Regions from separate parts of the Homo sapiens genome. Here region 2 is linked to region 1. The links are chromatin loops, found by intact Hi-C in ENCODE. Cell type or tissue: HCT116. All regions are shown on one strand. Region 1 overlaps CPA2 (carboxypeptidase A2). Region 2 overlaps CPA5 (carboxypeptidase A5).

What was found. Hi-C counts contacts between places; a loop is a spot of excess contacts. Peaks named below come from ENCODE experiments on the same cell type or tissue, not always from the same donor. Only the 100,000 strongest peaks of a DNase experiment are listed, where the experiment ranks them.
Region 2: it touches region 1 in a loop (2.8-fold over the local background); 13 of 110 quality-filtered maps call a loop at or near these places.

What each region holds. Positions count from the first base shown.
Region 1 is chr7:130,287,122-130,291,121 of GRCh38, forward strand. It overlaps CPA2 (carboxypeptidase A2), which reads left to right. Exons shown (of 11, transcript NM_001869.3): 11 at 2,439-2,677. The coding sequence ends at 2,626. Among named protein-coding and RNA genes, the nearest start is that of CPA4, 4.0 kb to the right of the region's middle. In HCT116, CTCF peaks have their summits at 2,063 and 2,266; DNase peaks (open chromatin) are centred at 1,940 and 3,840; H3K4me3 peaks cover 1,458 bases; H3K27ac peaks cover 1,616 bases.
Region 2 is chr7:130,354,616-130,358,615 of GRCh38, forward strand. All of the region lies in intron 5 of CPA5 (carboxypeptidase A5), which reads left to right. Among named protein-coding and RNA genes, the nearest start is that of CPA5, 12 kb to the left of the region's middle. In HCT116, no CTCF peak of the experiment used is centred here; DNase peaks (open chromatin) are centred at 1,766 and 2,646; H3K4me3 peaks cover 1,693 bases; H3K27ac peaks cover 2,114 bases.

The DNA of each region.
Region 1 (4,000 bases):
TCAGCACTTTTTGCTTCCTGCCCCAGGTCAGTATGCAGCTCTGGGCAGAACACCTGCCTCACTCCACCCAAGAGATGGCTGTATGGTTGTAGTGGGTGAGATATTTCCTGGGCAGCTTCCCATCTGGAAAGGGCTTTGAGGAGCTGTGCTACAGTAGGTGTTTGGTTCAGAAGTTGTTCTTTTTTTAAAAAAAAATTTTTTTTTTTTTGAAACAGAGTCTTGCTCTGTCACTAGGCTGGAGTGCAATGGGGCGATCTTGGCTCACTGCAACCTCCACCTCCCGGGTTCAAGCAGTTCTCCTGCCTCAGCCCCCTGAGTAGCCGGGATTACAGGTGCATGCCATCATGCCTGGCTAATTTTTGTATTTTTAGTAGAGATGGGGTTTCACCATGTTGGCCGGGCTGGTCTTGAACTCCTAACCTCAGGTGATTCACCCACCTTGGCCTCCCTAAGTGCTGAGATTATAGGAATGAGCCACCACACCTGGCCCAGAAGTTAGTTATTCTTTGAATTCTTTCTCAGAGAGGCATAGGGGGGCAAAACAAAAACCAAAAAACAAAACAAAACAAAAAAACCCACATAGCTTGGGTACAGAGCCCTGGGTTTGAGTTATAGCACTGCCACTTTGGAACCAAGTAGCCATGGTCCAGTCACTTATTCTCCCTTGGTTTCTTATATCTGTGGAATAGGTTGTTGAGAGGCTCAAAAGCTATTATGTGGAATACAAGTGTTCCCTAATTCTACAGCACTATGTAAACGTTGATTGTTAGTTTCCTGGTGAATGCTCTCCCACAGATAACTCCAGTCCTTAACGTGGCCTAACTTTTTTTTATTGGATCCTGGTCATTTATTGACAATGATAGTTACAAACATAACTGACATTTATTGAATGCTTATTCTACATACATTATCCTAGCTCCTTCACTTAATATCCCTGTTTTTATTTTATTATTTTATTTAGTTTTTTAGAGACAGGGTCTCACTCTGCTGCCCAGGCTGGAATACAGTGACAGGATCATGGCTCACTGTAGCCTGGACCTCCTGTGCTCCAGCAGCCCTCCCGCCTCAGCCTCCTGAGTAGCTGGGACCACAGGCATGTGCCACCACATCTAGTTCATTTTTTAAAAAATTTTTTTGTAGCGACAGGGTCTCGCTATGTTGCCCAGGCTGGTCTCAAACTCCTGGGCTCAAGTGATCCTCCTGCCTTGGTCCCCAAAGTGTTGGCAGAGATCCACGATGCCTTGCCACTTAATCTCTTAATCTCAGTTTCCTCATCTGTAAAATGGGAATAATGCTAGTACCTACCTAGAGATTCACAACCAGTTTAACATAGTGCCTAGCACATTGACACAGCCAATAGTGTCATCACAACCATTATGCCATTTAATTCTCACTCCCCTGTGAAACAAGTAGTAATATCATCCCTATGTGACAGGTGAAGCATCTGGAAATAGATGACTTGCTTTAGGTCACTCAGATAATGATTTGTAGGGTTGGGATTCTATCTGAGACCAGTATTCTGTCTACAGTTGACCTCTTAGTGTGATTGGCTGTGTCATGTAGACACACCAAAAGGTATGAGTTGGTAATTTTGGTCCAGGGAAGATTCAGTTCAAATCAGCAACCATTTAGTATTTATTATTTACCAGGCATTAATTTCCAAGCTGCTCTGCTGGGTGAAGGCAAAGACAAAAATCATGGGCGTTGACAATATTAATTCACAATATTAACCTCTAGCCCTACTCTTTTCTGGTACAACCTCCCTGGTCTTTCCAGCCCCATTCTTAGGGACTAGGTAGCTTCCGACATCTGTGCCTCAGCCGAGTCCTCCTGTGACCTCTAACTGCCCTTCCTGGGAGGGGCCACAGGGCCGGTCCATTGCTCGGCTTTTCTGAGTCATGACTGACTTGTAAGTTAATGCCATCTTCCTTCTTCATCTGTCACATCAGCGGCCACACAGATCTCAGGTGCACATTACTGTGTTGGCTGAACCCACCACACAGAGGTGCTGTACCTGCAATTTGATAGCAGAGCAGAGAGTGCTCCACCCTTAATGCTCAAAGTCCCCTGAGGGTAGGGACCAAATCTCTTACTGCATTTGTAATCCCTCCACTCCCACTAGAGAAAACCATGTCTGTGCCTTCTAAAGAAGGAAGTGGTGTGGCCTACCTAAGGTGGAGAAGAGGCCACTTAGGATGGCGTGGGCTCCTAAGAGCACTGAAGGAAGGCTCAGTTCAGTGTCCGCTGAATAACACCTTTTGCTTTTCAAATTATTGTGTTTTTTCATAAATGTGACCCTCTACTAAACTCTCCCCCCTCTTACAGTTCACACCTAGGGGCCTGGCTTACCTATGATAGTAGAATTTAATATAGAGGTTCCATTGCGTGAAGGCTAGTGGTAGTCGTGTAACCAAACTTTATTCTCGTTTGCACTTCAGACCAAGCCAGTGGAGGAAGCATTGACTGGTCCTATGATTATGGCATCAAGTACTCATTTGCCTTTGAACTGAGAGACACAGGGCGCTACGGCTTCCTCTTGCCAGCCCGTCAGATCCTGCCCACAGCCGAGGAGACCTGGCTTGGCTTGAAGGCAATCATGGAGCATGTGCGAGACCACCCCTATTAGGGCCCTGGGGAAGAAACAAGAGCCATTAAAATCTCTTTGGTTTGAAGCAAAGTTGGGTTGTGTTGTTTATTTTTCTAAGCCTGATCTGGCAGCACCGTTTCTCCAGTTTCTGCTGCCCTCAAACACAACAAGTCATGGCATTGTACCCCTTCATCTTTTAGAAAATCCATCCTGGGGCCAGGCGTGGTGGCTCACCTGAAATCCCAGCACTTTGGGAGGCTGAGGTGGGACGACTGCTTGAGCCCAGGAGTTTGAGATCAGCCTGGGCAACATGGGGAGACCCCATCTCTAAAAAGAATAATATTAAAAAAAAAAATCCATCCGGAGCAGAGTGCTCCCAACATCATTTGACAGTTTTTGTTTTTGTTTTCCTTTTGAGACAGAGTCTCACTCTGTCACCCAGGCTGGAGTGCAATGGCGCGATCTCGGCTCACTGCAACTTCTGCCTCCCAGGTTCAAGCAATTCTCCTGCCTCAGCCTCTCAAGTAGCTGGGATTACAGGCACCTGCCACCATGCCTGGCTAATTTTTGTAGTTTTAGTAGAGACAGGGTTTCACCATTTTGGCCAGGCTGGTCTTGAACTCCTGACCTGAAGTGATCCACTCGCCTCGGCCTCCCAAAGTGCTGGGATTACAGGCGTGAGCCACCGTGCCTGGCCCCATTTGACAGTTTTTTATTGTGTTAAATTATACACAAAACTTACAATTTTGACCATTTTTAAGTGTACAATTCATTGGCATTAAGTACATTCACAACGTTATGCCACCATCACCATCATCCATCTCCAGAACTTTCCTATCATCCCAGACTGAAACTCTTCCCCATTAAACCATAACTCCCCATTCCTCTTGCCCTTCAGCCCCTGGCAACTACTAGCTACTTTCTGTCTCTACGAATTAGCCTATTCTAGGTATTTCGTATAAGCGGAATTAAACAGTATTTGCCCTTTTGTGGCTAGCATTTTTTTTTTTTTTTTTGGTTAATATAATGTTTTCAAGGTTCATCCATGGTGTAGCATGTGTCACTGCTTCATCGTAAGAGTGTAGCATTTTAGGGCTAGCAATGGACTTTCAAGTTCATGTATTCAATAAATACTCATGAAGCAACTGCACTGTGCCAGGCCTCGTGCCAGGTGCTATACCTGGTTCCATTGTTGCCTTTGGTTTTTCCTTTCCTGGTGTGCTGCTTTATGAAGACTTGTGGGGCAGGGCATGGTGACTCAGGCCCGTGATCTCAGCACTTTGGAAGGCTGAGGTGGGAGGATCAGGAGTTTGAGATCAGCCTGAGCAACACAGTGAGACCCCGTCTGTACAAAAACAAAACAAAGCACCCGTCATGGTGGCAAACATCTTTAGTCTCAGCTGCTTGGGAGGC
Region 2 (4,000 bases), 67 kb after region 1:
GTTGGCCAGGCTGGTCCCAAACTCCTGGCCTCAAGTGATCCACCTGCCTCAGCCTCCCAAAGTGCAGGGATCATAGGCGTGAACCACGAGAGGTTTTTTTGTTTGTTTGTTTTTGTTTTTTAAGATGGGGTTTTGTTATATTGCCCAGGGTGGAGTAAAGTGGCTATTCACAGGCACAGTCATAGCGTACTGCAGCCTTGAACGCCTGGGCTCAAGAGATCCTCCTGCCTCAGCCTCCCGAATGGCTGGGACTGCAGGCGTGCACCACCATGCCTGGCTTGAATAGCAGAGTTTTAAAGGTAGAAATGCTGTTGGCTGGTCTGTGGGTGAGTGGCAGCTCCAGAGAGGAGAAGAAGACAACAGGAAAGATTGCAGGAGAAGCCAGGGAAGACAGCAGCAGTGATGGGCAAGACCCTAAGAGAGATGGAGGCTGCCTGCATCATGGGGGTAGGGACAGAAGAAGAGGACCCAGGCCCCTCTGTTGGGCCCCATGAAAGTCAGGTGCTGACTGACTCCCCCAGATGACCATTAATGGGGGCTTTCTGCCCTCCAAGTCCTACAGAAGCTATCCTACCTCTGGAGAAACCCAGACTTCCTGGTCATGCCTTGTAATGCTCCATCACAGAGCCCTGGAGTCACCCCAAAGTTATTATCACCCTCCTTATCATTGTCACACTCCTCCTCATCATCATAGCTAACATTCACTAGCATTTACTACATGCCTGGCAAAAGTCTAAGCATTTAGCATGTATTAACCCTTCTAATCCTCATGAGAACATTGGTGTGTGTGTGTGTGTGTGTGTGTTTGTGTGATGGAGTCTTGCTCTGTCGCCCAGGCTGGAGTGCAGTGGCACAATCGCCCCTAACTGCAACCTCCGCCTCCTGGGTTCAAGCAATTCTCCTGCCTCAGTTTCCCAAGTAGCTGGGCTTACAGGCGCGCGCCACCACGCCTGGCTGATTTTTGTATTTTTAGTAGAGACAGGGTTTTGCCATGTTGGCCAGGCCAGTCTTGAACTCCGGAGGCCTCAAGTGATCCATCTGCCTTGGCATCCCAAAGTGCTGGGATTACAGGTGTCAGCCACTGCGCCTGGCTCTCATGAGAACATTTTAAAGTATGTGATAAAGTATGTGATAACATGACCTCCATTTTACAATGGGGAAACTGAGGCACAGAGATGTTAGTAATTTGATGGAGTTGGTGGCAGGATCAGGGTTTAACCTGAGCTCCCGCACCCTCAGACTCCACTCTCAAGGCATCTGTCCCCTCAGTGGTCATCACTGTTGTCTGTGTGGCACTTTAACTTTGCCTTTTAGACAGGGAAGCCTTGTGGTTTGGCCTTGACCTCTGAGGGGGTCCATTCTGAAAACTTCAGATCAGCAGCCACCCCCCACATCCAGTGCCACAGGACTGGAGTTGCTACTGGCCACATAGCTGCTACTGCAGATGTTAGACCTGGAAGAGAAGGCCAGGAACGTGGGAGGAGAGGCAGCGGCTGCTGTCCCAGAGCCCCCAACCCACTCTGTTTCCATGAGCTGCGTCCATTTTGCATCTGTGGCTGGAGTTCGGCTGTGAGAGATCTGCTCTCCTCCGCCTCAGCTTCAGCACTGGGGCCCTGCTACCTCCTCCCCTGCCCAACCCGGGAGGACTGTTCTTCCCTTAGGGCCCCCATCCTTCCTTGACTCATCGTAAATTAATTCACACTGAGGTATTACTTTCCCTGTCAGGTTATGGCTTCCAGGGAGGCAGATGGCTTACTTCTGAGTTGGTTGGTTTCTTTGTTTTGTTGTTTTTTCCTGAGAAGCCTGACAGGGCTGTCATTAGGCATTCCTCAGCCTGTGGCCTGACCGCATTCTTCCGTCACCCATCCCCTTCCCCCAGCCCCAGGAATGGAGCAAACGCTGGTGCATTTTCCAGGCCAAGGCAGATTCCTGTTCCTGGAAGTGGGGCCAGCTGTGAGGGCTGAGAATTCCCAGTTTGAAAGAGGGTGTCACCTCCATTCACAAGGCTGTGAGGGTGTCTGGAAAGTTATTTGCAGTTTGGTGCTGACTTCCCATTTGCCTCCAAGCTCTTGTGTGGAACAAAGGACAGCCTCCTGGGTCCTGTCTTCCTGTGGGTGTCCCAGGCTGTGTAGGGAAAATTGAGTCTTCTAGTCCTTTCTTTTTCCGATTTCTCCTCCCTGTCCTCCACTTTCACCCCAACTTCAGGCTTCCACCAGATCCTTGGAGACCCTTTGCCTTGTCCTCACAGCTGGCAGGCTGCTGTCTTCCTTGCAGCTGCTCGTCACAGCTGATGGCACCAGGCACACAGTGGCTGGCACACATTGGTCATGGTAGGCTGTTGAGATTTGGGTCAGCTTCCTGGGAAGAAGACAAATTCCTTTTGTTAGAGCTTCCCAGAAGTGTTTGTGAAGGGCCAGAGAGGACCGGGGCTCCTCCGGCCACATCTAACTTACCCAGCAATCCCAGCTTTGCCCCTGGCCAGCTAGTGCAGCTGGAAAACATCGCAACTGTAATTGCCTCGCATGGAGTTGGTGCTCAAAAATAAAGTGAGCCCCAAACATCAATTTCCAGTCCCATTTTTAAATCTATGAACCTGAACGTTGTAAGCAAGCCAACTAGGCCTCGGGGATGAGTGAGTCATTAGGCATTGCCTCATCTGTGGCAGGTGGGGCGGGGAGGGACACCGCTCTTCCTGACGGGGGTGGAAGACTCCACAGCAGCCATTAGGGCTTTTGGTTTTGCTATTATTTATTCATTTAAAAGTTCTGGGCTGAGGTGGGTGCATCACCTGAGGTTGGGAGTTCAAGACCAGCCTGACCAACATGGAGAAACCCTGTTTCTACTAAAAATACAAAAAATTAGCCAGGCGTGGTGGTGCATACCTGTAATCCCAGCTACTCGGGAGGCAGAGGCAGGAGAATCGCTTGAACCTGGGAGGCAGAGGTTGCGGTGAGGCGAGATCACGCCACTGTACTCCAGCCTGGCCAAGAAGAGAGAAATTCCATCTCAAAAAAAAAAAAAAAGTTCTTATTGAAGTAGTATAAGCACATTGCCAAAATGTAAAAATAGAGGATAGAAAAAATTTACTCCAAATCTGCCTTCTTCTATCTTAGCAGGCATTGCGAATATTTTGGTTTATATTTTTGGGATTTTAGTATCTTGCATTCTTATGCTCAGGGGTCCTTGAGTTTTCATCATTGTAAAAATCTTTCAAATTGAAAGAATAGTACAATGGAGTTTTTAGCTGTTGTTAACACTTGCATGCTCTTTCTGTCTACACACATATGCATACACACAGACATAAACATATCTGTGTATGTGTGTGTTTTTGTGCCTCTGTGTGTGTGTGTGTGTGTGTGTGTGTGTGTGTGTGTGTGTTTAGAAATAGGGTGTCACTCTGTTGCCCAGCCTGGAGTACAGTGGTACGATCATAACTCACTCTCAATCATAGCTCACTCTAGCCTCCAACTCCCGGGCTCAAGCAGTCCTCCTGCCTCAGCTTAAGTAGATGGGACTGCGGGCATGCGTCACCAAGCCTGACTAATTTTTTAATTTTAATTTTTTGTAGAGATGGGGCCTTGCTTTGTTGCCCAGGCTGGTCTCAAACTCCTGGGCTCCAGCGACCCTCCTGCCTTGGACTCCCAAAGTGCTGCGTTTACAGGTGTGAGCCACCATGCCCAACCTGCATATGTGTTATTACTGTTGGCCTTTAGTTTTGATAGTTGGCCTTAAGGAACCCAAGGGTACAGACTAGAATGCCTGGTTCTTATCTCACCTCCACCACTTGTTAGCTTTGCCATTAAGTCCCTTTACCACTCCAATCTGCTTTAGCTCTAAAACAGAAATAGCTCATTTCTGTCCTGTTTTCAGGTCATCTGACCAGATCAAGTGAGATCATGAACATAAAGAAGCTTGGTCAACTAAGGCTCTAGCCCCAAATAAGTTATCAGCAAGACTTAGTTGTGGCCCAGTGCTGCAAACAAAGGGCAACTCGCGTTAA